Regions from separate parts of the Mus musculus genome. Here region 1 is linked to region 2. Evidence: chromatin loops called from intact Hi-C (ENCODE). Cell type or tissue: left cerebral cortex. All regions are shown on one strand. Links, peaks and the distances in the headings refer to the core of each region. The heading gives the core; the rest is flanking DNA. Region 1 has its middle 88 kb from the start of Gm25096. Region 2 has its middle 47 kb from the start of Plekhb2.

Region 1 (5,381 bases), core at 258-5,257, 370 kb before region 2:
AATGGGATGCTAACATAGTAAAACTCAAAACACCCTGGCCTAAAACGACCATCATTCACTTGTTTTAATGGTATGCCATCATTGGAGATGTCCTTAGGAACATCTTATCTCTGTAGGTGTTTTATTTGACCAGTTCAGCTGACATTCCCTGACTCCACAGGAAAGACAGATAGACCCCAAGGTAAAAGGCTTCCTTCACACCCTGTGATTTTCCTTGTCTTCCCATCATGCGTCTATCCCTCCTCCAAACTTTAGAGTCTTTCACCTTAAGGGCTGATAGTGCTTGGAGATCCATTTTCCCAAACCCCTCCCTGTTAGATAGGGCGCAGACCTTGCCCCTGAGCCTGACCTCCTGAGTTAGGTGGCCTGGACCCACATAGAGGAAGGGAGAATCAGTTCACACACCCTCATCCCCATTCACACACCCTCATCCCCATTCACACACCCTCATCCCCATTCACACACCCTCATCCCCATTCACACACCCTCATCCCCATTCACACACCCTCATCCCCATTCACACACCCTCATCCCCATTCACACACCCTCATCCCCATTCACACACCCTCATCCCCATTCACACACCCTCATCCCCACACAAATAAATAAATGTAAAGCTTAAGAAGCAAACAAAGAAGCAAATCAAACAAAGTAAGGTTAGAATTACTGGTAGGTATGGAAATGGCCCTGATCTGAATGTTACATAAAAGCAGGTACAGAGAATTTGTCTGTCCTCCAGTGTTAAGTGAAAGAGACCGGCAGGTCTTCAGAGCTCTGTGAAGCAACTCCTCTGCCTCACACTCACTCAAGCACACACATGTGCTACAAACTCACACATGCACATGTACACACATATATATGCATATGCGGGCACATACATGCACACACACACGCAAACATATGCACAGTTTCTTGACTGCACCTGTGGGTTAAGTGTTTTATTGTCAGGAACCAGAAGAACTTTTTTGCCATAATTTAATGAAGTTTTTTCTTAGCTATGTTCAAATTATATATCTTATCATTTTCTGAGTCTTAGAAAAGGCTAATGAGTCTCAAGCTAGAAAAGACCATCTGTTGAAGTATTTTATAAGGGCTGATTTGGAAAGAGGTATTACAGGTGATATGTGTGTGTGTGTGTTCATACATGGTATGAATGTAAATACAGTGTTTGTAGAGACCAGAAGAGGTTGTTGGATCCCCTGGAAGCAGAGTTGTAGGGGGTTATGAGCTATCAGATGTGAGGGTGCTGGAGACTAAACTTAAATTCTCTGCAAGAGCAGAAAGTTCTCTTAACCCACATCTCCGGCCTCTGACAGGTGATTTTAACATTTAACAAAGTGGTAAGAAGCTAACACAAGTATTTCTCAGCAATCCTGATATGGTGCCATGGAAGCTAGGGTCTTCTGCACTTTCTCCAGTGTCTGAGGATCCAAACAGCTGTAGAGAAGGTAGGTTATGCTTAAGACAGTGAGGCCTCTTGGGTTATTTTAGAAAATGAAGGTCTATGGTCACTTTGTAGAAATCTGAGCAGTCTGAAGCAAGATTTTTTTTTTTTAAAATAAAGTCTTCCCAACTTTCTCAGTCCTTTGGCACTTTTATCTGTCCAGAGAGACTGTCAGGAAAACAACAACAACAACAACAACAACAACAACCACAACAACCACAACAACCAGAAAGCGTTTATGTCCTCTCGGTGGACATCTGAGGAAGCTCGAACGACCAGTCTTTTCTTAGGTATGTCTTGCTATGTACTGAGTCAAGTACAGGTGGTGTCTTGATTCTGCCTCCTGGGTTACCATGGAGACAGAGTGGCAGTGTCTGACATCTTCTCAGATTGGGGATTTGAGTTTTTGACCCCCCACGGCACATGCGATGGTAGCAGCTGATGCCTGTCTTACTGGGCGACACCCTCATGAATCTCCCCCCCCCCCCAATAACTTCCCTCTGGTCTGCCTGAGGCAACAGACTTGGCTTCTCCTCACATGCAGACACCTTTTGTCATCAGTGTGCATCCTGATTTGGCAGCTCATTTTCTTTTCTGCTTCCGTAGAAGCTGGGCACATTTAATTCAGGAAAAGGGGTGTCAGAGCCATTTCCATGGCCCCTGGAATACTGCCTGCCTGGCATATATACTCTCCTTCCAATGGCCTTTAGGAGTCATTACTGTCACTAATGTTAGAGTCAGACAGCCTCTGGAAGATAAGATGCTAAGGCCATATTTACCAAGAGAAAAACTTTGTGTTCTCTGTCATAAAATCTCCTTTGTTCTCTATGTAGTAGCATGAATGGGAAGGACTACAAAGCACAATGTGGAATGTGGGTGAACCAGCATCATTCCCCACGTGTGAATTTCTGCTTAAACTGGTAACTTTACAATTTCAAGCTGAGGTTTTGAGAGGAAATGGCTTTTTCTCTTGGAAGCTGTTTTAACCTTGCCCTGTCTTTTTTTTTTTTTTTTTAAGGTTGTTTGTGAAGCTATTTTTACCTGTAAACCAATTTACTTTGGTATTTAGTAGGGGTTAACCTTTTTTTAAAAAAAAAAGTTTATTTATTTTATTGTATATGTATGAGTGTTTTGCCAACATCCCTTGTGCCCTGTGAAGTCAGAGAGGGCACTGGATCCCCTGGATGGTTGTGAGCTGTCATGTGGATTCTGGGATGTGAACCTGATACTCTTCAAGAAGAACCAGTACTCATAACTGCTGAGCCATCTCTGAGGCCCCAAGGCTAACCTTTTAATTCAGGTCTTATGGGGGAGACCTTTACCATGCCAGTATAACAGAAAAATCTATACCTAAAGGTAGCCATGAATCCTGGAATAATTCTGTGAAAGAAGTGACCCTTATATCTAAATTCTCTCTCTCTCTCTCTCTCTCTCTCTCTCTCTCTCTCTCTCTCTCTCTCTCTCCAGTGCTTAGAGCATGAAAAATTTCCATTGTCTTTTGAACTTTGTCTGCTAATCACTCAATGGAGACACATCCCAGGAGCTCACCATCAGGCGTGATGGTGAAGAACACGTTGGGGTTGATCGTAGCTGCCAGCGGAGGGCAGCACAGAACAGTAACATCTGCAGGCCCCATTCCTTAGACCTTGACCCGCTAGAACTGAGCAGAGTGCTCTGTATGGATAAAACCCATTCCCCTCCTTCACTCTAGTAGACAAAACCAAATGACATGAAAATCTCCCTCCAACGAGGGCAGCCACCAGTTCTGTGACTCGTCAACCTGTGCTGATGACAAAGTTACTGGTACTTCCGAGCCCTTTCCTCTGACAGTGTTCCTGTACAGGGAGAGGTGCTGGCTACAGTGTATCCTGGTGCTCCCCACTGAGGACAGGGCCCATCTTCTAGGCTTCTGGTTGAGTAGTAACATAGTATGAAGCCTATGATAAGCAATCAGCAACCACGGGAAGATAGTTGCTCTCTGCCAAATCTGACCACAGCCAGACATAGAAATGTGACTAACTACAGCTAAGGCGGATCTCTTTCCTCAATCCCACAGAACTGTGGATGGGATTCTAGGGTCTGACTCAAAAATCCCTGTGGAACTTTCTGGATCCCCACAGCCAGCTGAGGGGCACATTAATCACAAAGTAGAGACACTGTCAGCATCACACACACTTCTGGAGGCCCGAGAGATGCAACCCCAGGGAAGACCAGGGCTGGAACATCCACTGTGAGCACTCCAGCTGCCAGATGCTGTTCTCACGTATATTACTACTTTCTTCACTGCTGCAACAAAAACCATACAAACGCACCTTAAGGAACCAAGGGTTTATTTTGTCTCTGACGTCCATGGACTTCAATAGGAAAGGCACATGATACAGTGGGTCACACTGTGTTCATAGCCAGGAAACACACAGAGGTTAAGGTTGGCATTTTTATTTAGTCTGGGACTCCAGCCCGTGAAATAGCGCTGCCCACATTTAGGATATTCTCCCTACATCAATTAGCCCAGTCCAGAAACTTTGCCAAGGGGTTTGTCTCCTAGGTGATTCTAAACTCTTTCCAGATACAAATCAATACAACACAATCACAGACTCCTACACTGCACTCTGACCCGGTGCAAAAGGCATTGTTGGTGGCTTGTACAAAAGGAAACAAAGTGTGTGTGTGTGTGTGTGTGTGTGTGTGTGAGAGAGAGAGAGAGAGAGAGAGAGAGAGAGAGAGAGAGAGAGAGGCTTTCCTCTACAGTTCTACACTGGGCTGAGCACAAGGGGTCTGGGAGAGTAGATCTAAGTACTAAGATGGGGTTTCTTCTTTTCAGGTTCGTGACATGGCCAGCAGGATGTAAAAAATGAATGTCAATTGCCCTGGCCATGGGAAAGCATATTTTTGTTGGCAGGGATGGGCATCCTTGGACCTGCAAAATTAACAAGAAGCCCAGAGCTCCTTAGGAGCTGCCAGTGGGCCCTGGGTCAGGGTGTAGAATGATGGGGAGGAATGTGAGCCCTGAGCCAGCAAGGCTGTGTCTCTGAAGCAGGGAGTTCAGCCCTTGCTGGCAGCATGAGCTGTGCAGGTGCTTAGAGCCCTGGGCTGAGCTTGCACTTAGAGCCATGGGCTGGGCTGGTGCTTAGAGCTGGCTTTGGGCTGCCAGAACCAAGGCAGAAGGAATTATATCAGAGATGTGTTATGGCACCGTGTGGCCAAGAGCCAAGATTTAACTTCCTGTAAAAATATCCAAGAGGCAGCAGGGCTGCTGGACACAAGCAGATCCTGGATCTTCCTCTGGAATCTGAGGCACAGAGCCATATGGCTGGATGGATTGTCTCTGTGGCAGACCTGCCTCGTGTATCTATTTCTCTGGGCCTCAGCTGATCTTACTCTCCATCCCAGTCGAGCAACTCCATGCAAGTTCAGGAATCTTCGCTAACATTTGTTCTCACTGCCCAGTGACCGACTTATACTGTCAACTCCTGCCAACCACCTGGTGACATCACTCCTATGGGCCACTAGACCTGAAGGGAAGCCAGTCTTCTCTAAAAACTGCCATAGTCCACAGGATAGGAGCCACAGGGCAAGGTTTCATTCTCTCTGCTCTGACTTCTGCCTCCCACCCAAGTCCCTGGCTTGATCATAGCTTTTATTCTCTCCCAGCCTCTTCATTTCTATGCAGTATATTTGGGGATGGAGGTCACTCACCACCATCCATAAGCTGGCCAGCATGGTGTCAAGAGATCACAAGCAAATGTAGTAACCAAAGTCAGCCCACATGTAGGCAAGTCCTGTCCACTCTGCGAGCTTTCCACTCTGCAGACACGCATCACCTGTGAATATTGGTGGACCAGGTGTGGTTTGTTGATGCTTTTGATTGTAACCTGCACATTGGGAAACTCACGGGAGTAGCATCTCTGTGGGTCTAGTGGCTACTGGCATGTAATGG
Region 2 (5,381 bases), core at 68-5,067:
TGTTGCCTGTATGTGGAATATGTTCTTCTTGCTGGGCTGCCTTGTCTGGCCTCAGTGGGAGAGGAAGCGCCTATCCCTGCAGAGGCTTGAAGCGCCAGGGTGGGGAAAACCAGAGGAGCCCCACCCATCTCAGAGGAGAAGAGGAAAGAGAGGGGGGAAATTGTGGGAGGAGTGACTGGGATGGGAGCAGTGAGTAGAATGTAAAGTGAATAAATAAGAAAATTATTTATATGTATATGATGATTTGTATATGCTCAGCTCAGGGAGTGGTACTATTAAAAGGTGTGGCCTTGTTGGAGTAGGTGTGTCACTGTGTGTGTGGGCTTTGTCCTAGCTTCCTGGAAGACAGTATTCTGCTATCAGCCTTCAGATGAAGATGTAGATTCTCAGCTCCTCCTGCACTATGCCTGCCTGGATGCTCCCATGCTTCCTGTCTTGATGATAATGGACTGAACCTCTTACCCTTAAGCCAGCCCCAATTAAATGTTGTCCTTATAAGAGTTGCCTTGGTCATGGTGTCTGTTGACAGCAGTAAAACCCCAACTAAGACAAGATAGATAGATAGATAGATAGATAGATAGATAGATAGATAGATAGATAGATAGAATTGATAACCTGACAGACATTAAACTCACCTAACAAAAGATCTTCTAGGAATGTCTGTGGAGAGTTTATTGTTATTTCATTCATTAATGTGGGAAGACTTGCCCACTGTGGATGTCACCATTCCCAGGCTGAGAGCCTGGACCATGTAAATGTAAGAGGAAGTGAGCAGCAGCATGCATTCATCTTTCTGTTTCCTGACTGGAGCTGTGAAGCGATCAGCAACTTCGGGCACCCACCTTGACTGCCCTGTCATGACTGACTGTACTCTTGCACTGTGAACCGAACTAAACCCTGGAGAAAAGGATTTTATCACACAACCAAAAAGTAAGACAAATGCCATTTTATCAGAAGATATTTACTGTGGGGCCTGCTGCATGCTAAGCAAGCACTTTGCTACAAAGCTGTTGCTCTCTAGCCCCTGTGAATCATTTTATTTCAGAAGTCTGACTGCCAGAAATTTCCAAGTTCAGCAGTCAGTAATTGCAGAAAGTCTATCAGTGGGAAAGTTGATTATATCAGGTGACACAAAGCACATCCTAGAACCACAGTGCTCCTAGGAGCCTTACCTTCTGAGAGGCTGAGGTCGGACAGACCCTCCCCTAGAGGCCTGATCCTGTTACTGAGACTTGACTAAGTGTGAGAAGACACCTCATAGACCTTAAAAAATAGCATGCGTCAATGATCCATAATAATACAGTGTGTCTGGTTTTTTTTTCCATTTCATAGAATAAGGCTGGACCATCACTGGAACATTACCTTTGACATATATTGGATGTATCTTCAGATCATATCATGAGAAGCAATACAGAACAATATACTACAGTGTAATAAGTGGAACAGGGCTGGGGGCATAGTTTAGCCAATGAAATGCTCACCTTGCTTGTATCCTCGGGACTGGTGGATCCCTGGAGCTCATCAGCCAGTCAGATGTCAAACAGGTGAGCTCCAGGCTAATGAGTCTCTCTCTGTCTCTGTCTCTGTCTCTGTCTCTGTCTCACTCTCTCTCATGTACACACACATACATGCATGAATGAGGTGGATAGCATCTGTTGGACTATCCACATATTCATGCAGGCACACATGCATGCATAACACCCCCAACATACATTGTGATGGTTTGTATATGCTTGGCATGTGGGTGGGGAGACACTATTAAGAGGTGTGGCCTTGTTGGAATAGGTGTGTCACTGTGGGCGTCGGGTTTAAGACCTCTTTCCTAGTTGCCTAGAAGTGAGTCTTTCACTAGCAGCCTGCAGATGAAGACGTAGAACTCTCAGTTCTGCCTGCACCATGCCTGCCTGGATGCTGCCATGCTCCCACCTTGATGATAACGGACTGAACCTCTGAACCTGTAAGCCAGGCCCAATTAAATGTTGTCTTTATAAGAGTTGCCTTGGTCATGGTGTCTGTTCACAGCAGTAAAACCCTAACTAAGATACACACACACACCTGCATACATATGAGCCTCTCTCTGTGTCTCTGTCTCTGCCCCCTCCTCTCACAGACACACACACACACAAACACACACACACACATATACACACAGATACACACAAAGAGACACATGCTACAAATGGAGTGGATAGCATCTGAAGGACTAACCCCACATTCATGCAGTCACATGTGCATTGGGCACCCACACACACACACGCATACACACACCTGCATACACATGAACCTCTCTCTGTGTATCTCTGTGTCTTTCTGTCTCTCTCTGTCTCTCTGTCTCTCTGTCCCTGTCTCTGTCTCTCTCTCTCTCTCTCTCTCTCTTCTACACACACACACACACAGGACAGTGCAACACAATATCATATTAGACACATGTTGCCTGTCTTAGTTCCTTTTCTTGTTGCTGTGATAAAAATACTAGCAAAACCACCAATCTCTCCAATGATTCTATATTCTATTAAGTTGACAACACCATCATAGTGATTCGATGCACAATATTTTCATTTTATGATAGTGTAAATGTGATATACATAACCACAAGACTCCAATTTTTGAATTCTCAACTCTCTAGGGGATTGTGACATGTGGTCACAAGACTTGGTGAGCCACTGGGTGGCAGCAATGAGCCATAGTTCCCAACCAGCCCAGTTGTCACCAAAGGAAAACAATCTACACATGACTGTGTGCTGTGAAGCTGAGCTGGGGTGCCTACGAGGTTGGTGACTTAGATGAATTTCCAATTCTCGTGGATTCGCCAATGGGGACAATACAGTAGACTAAGTAGAGTGAAGTACTTTCCTTGCAAGCAAGAGATTTTTAGTTCAATCACAAAAATCACATTTAATAGCCAGGCAGGGGTTGAAGAGATGGCTCAATGGTTAAGAGCACTCACTGCTCTGCCAGAGGACCTGAGTTCAGTTCCCAGTGCCCATGTTGAATGTCTCACAACTGCCTATAACTATAGCTCCAGGAAATCCAATGCCTCTGGTTTCTACAGGCACCTACACTCATATGTGCTGGCCATATGCACACACACACATGCATGCACTCCCACATACACATGCACACATATACATACACCTAAAAGAAAACCACAATATAATGTAGGACCATACAAAGCAATATGGAACAGCAAAGCACTGTGTGATGTAGTCTACGAGGACGTGAAATTCAGTTCCTCACCATGCTATAGGGCATAACACCACCCATCACTACACGGCTCAGCACAGCATGATACATACTTGCCAGTATTTGGGTGGACAGGATATGAATTCAAATTCTGTCCTTGAGGAAGCCTTCTTAGTATCTTCGGTCTTCGGTTTATTCACGTAGAAAACGGGAACAGCAGGAGGAATCACTTCCACAGTTTATGGCCAACATTGTGCAGAAGCAGGCATGCAAAGCTCCAGCCCCACCTTGTGTCAGCACAGTGCAGCATAGCTCTGTACTTCTGGGCCTGATGCCTGGGTGTGCCCAGGGTGACACCGGCTCTGTACCTGAACTTCCAGATGCCTCTCACACTAGGTCACCAGGCCAGTGCTCACTCTCTTCCTATCCCTGCTTCCCCTCTGTGCTGATGTGTCTTGGAGGTGCCTAGCCATTAGCATGTAGCCTGGACTTTTTCCTGCTGTGTTAGCCAAGTTGTTCTAAAGAAGCCGAACCGACAAAAGACATATACAGTATAAAGGGGACTCGTTGGATTGACTTACACAATGGGTCCTGGGTAGTCCAGCAATGGCCAACTGCATGCTGCAGAGGATGAGAACTCCGTGGTTGCCCAGTCCATGAGGCTAGGGCATGGTCTCAACTTAGTGCTGAAGACGGGGAGGATTTCTAGAGAGCTGCTGGTCTCCAAGATGACATCAGAAAGCCAAGTAGACTGAGTTCTAGTGTCAGTGAGCACAAGCAGCAGCTGCTTGACGGCAGCAATGTAGATGCATTCACCCGCAAGGCAGGTCACCAGCAAGGCAGGCAAACGAATGCTGCTTTCCCTCAGCAGCATTCTGCAGAGGGAAGGTACTGCCTACAGGCATGCCCATTCCATCTAGCCTTTGAAACACAGGCTGAGTCTCCTCCTTCTGCCCCTCCTGCAGATTTTCAACCGTCCACACCCCCTGCCCCAAATGAGCTCAGGTCAAAAATGGGTTGCAGCCTTTGATGGGGTCCCCTGTGTCCCTCTATCCCTAGCCACCTTCTCTCCCTGATCCCTGGATTCCTTTTTTCAAGGGGAGACTTAAAAGAAAGCCTATATAAACAGGTAAGAGAGCTTATATAAACAACGAGGGGACCCCCGGTGCTCAGTAAAGGATACCCTCTTCCCATTTATGTGCCCATGATGCTGTTAACAACTAGCTGCAGAGCTGGAGTGTGCTATCTAGGACACCATGCATCTCACAGAGAGAGTCTTCCCCATCCCCTTCTTTAATCCTGCCCCCAAATGGCCTCACAGACTCACCCGCAGCAATGTCTCTTAGTTGGTTCTGGATCCAATCATGATGACAACCAGTATTAGCCATCACGCCTGTCACACCAAGAGCTGTGCAGCCTGAGCCTCTTCTACACCTGCCCCAGAAGCCTCCCTGTCCTACGGCTGTGGCGAGCTTGCTCCTCAAACTCAGCACCGAGCCTCCCCAGCCTGCACTAAGTTCCGTTTCTCACCCTGTAGTGTTAGGCTGGTACCGTCTGCCACAGCTAGAAGGACTTTTCAGAGGGAGGCCTCCATCCTTCAACAGTATTTATGAGGTTGTCACCAAGTAATGCACAAATATTCACAAGATAAAGGGCCTCACAGTGAGCCATGGAGATGACAGCTTGAGCTACGCAGAGAAATCCTTCCGACACAGTGATCAAACCAAAACAACTTTTCCACATTTATGCACGGTGGCATCTCAAAAGTCATCCATTAGAAGAATCTTTATGCCACTGCCAGCTCCAGGAGAGACACCCACCATCAGGCTTTGGGCAATGCACTCCAGGCTCTTATCCTAGGGCAGGGATGGCTAAGTGAAGCACCTGGCTCACAGGGCACAGTGTTGCATGGCCAGGACCACTAACTGGGGCTGTGGCCACACCCGGAATGGCAGGTTCCTGGAGCACCTGGGACTTCACAGATGTTTCTGCCACCCCTGGCCTTTGAACCAAGAGGCTGAGTCTCTGCCCTCTGATTCCATAGCTAGATCATCAGCTCTTTCCTCCCCCTTCCCCAAATGAGCTCAGGTCAAAAACTGAGTTACAGCCTTTGGTGGCACCTACATTGTCCCTTTATCCCTAAACAGTGCCCCCTCCCAGTGCATTCATTTCTCAAAGGAAATCTTAAAAGAAAATAT

The links. A loop is a pair of places that touch in the nucleus more often than their neighbours do. Peaks named below come from ENCODE experiments on the same cell type or tissue, not always from the same donor. Only the 100,000 strongest peaks of a DNase experiment are listed, where the experiment ranks them.
Region 1: it touches region 2 in a loop (3-fold over the local background); 5 of 42 quality-filtered maps call a loop at or near these places.

Annotation. Positions count from the first base shown.
Region 1 is chr1:35,264,499-35,269,879 of GRCm38, reverse strand. No RefSeq gene overlaps it. Among named protein-coding and RNA genes, the nearest start is that of Gm25096, 88 kb to the right of the region's middle. In left cerebral cortex, for the core only: a CTCF peak has its summit at 3,044 (motif pointing right); a DNase peak (open chromatin) is centred at 3,045.
Region 2 is chr1:34,894,403-34,899,783 of GRCm38, reverse strand. It overlaps the pseudogene Gm19430. Among named protein-coding and RNA genes, the nearest start is that of Plekhb2, 47 kb to the right of the region's middle. In left cerebral cortex, for the core only: CTCF peaks have their summits at 2,669 (motif pointing right) and 3,463; a DNase peak (open chromatin) is centred at 2,683.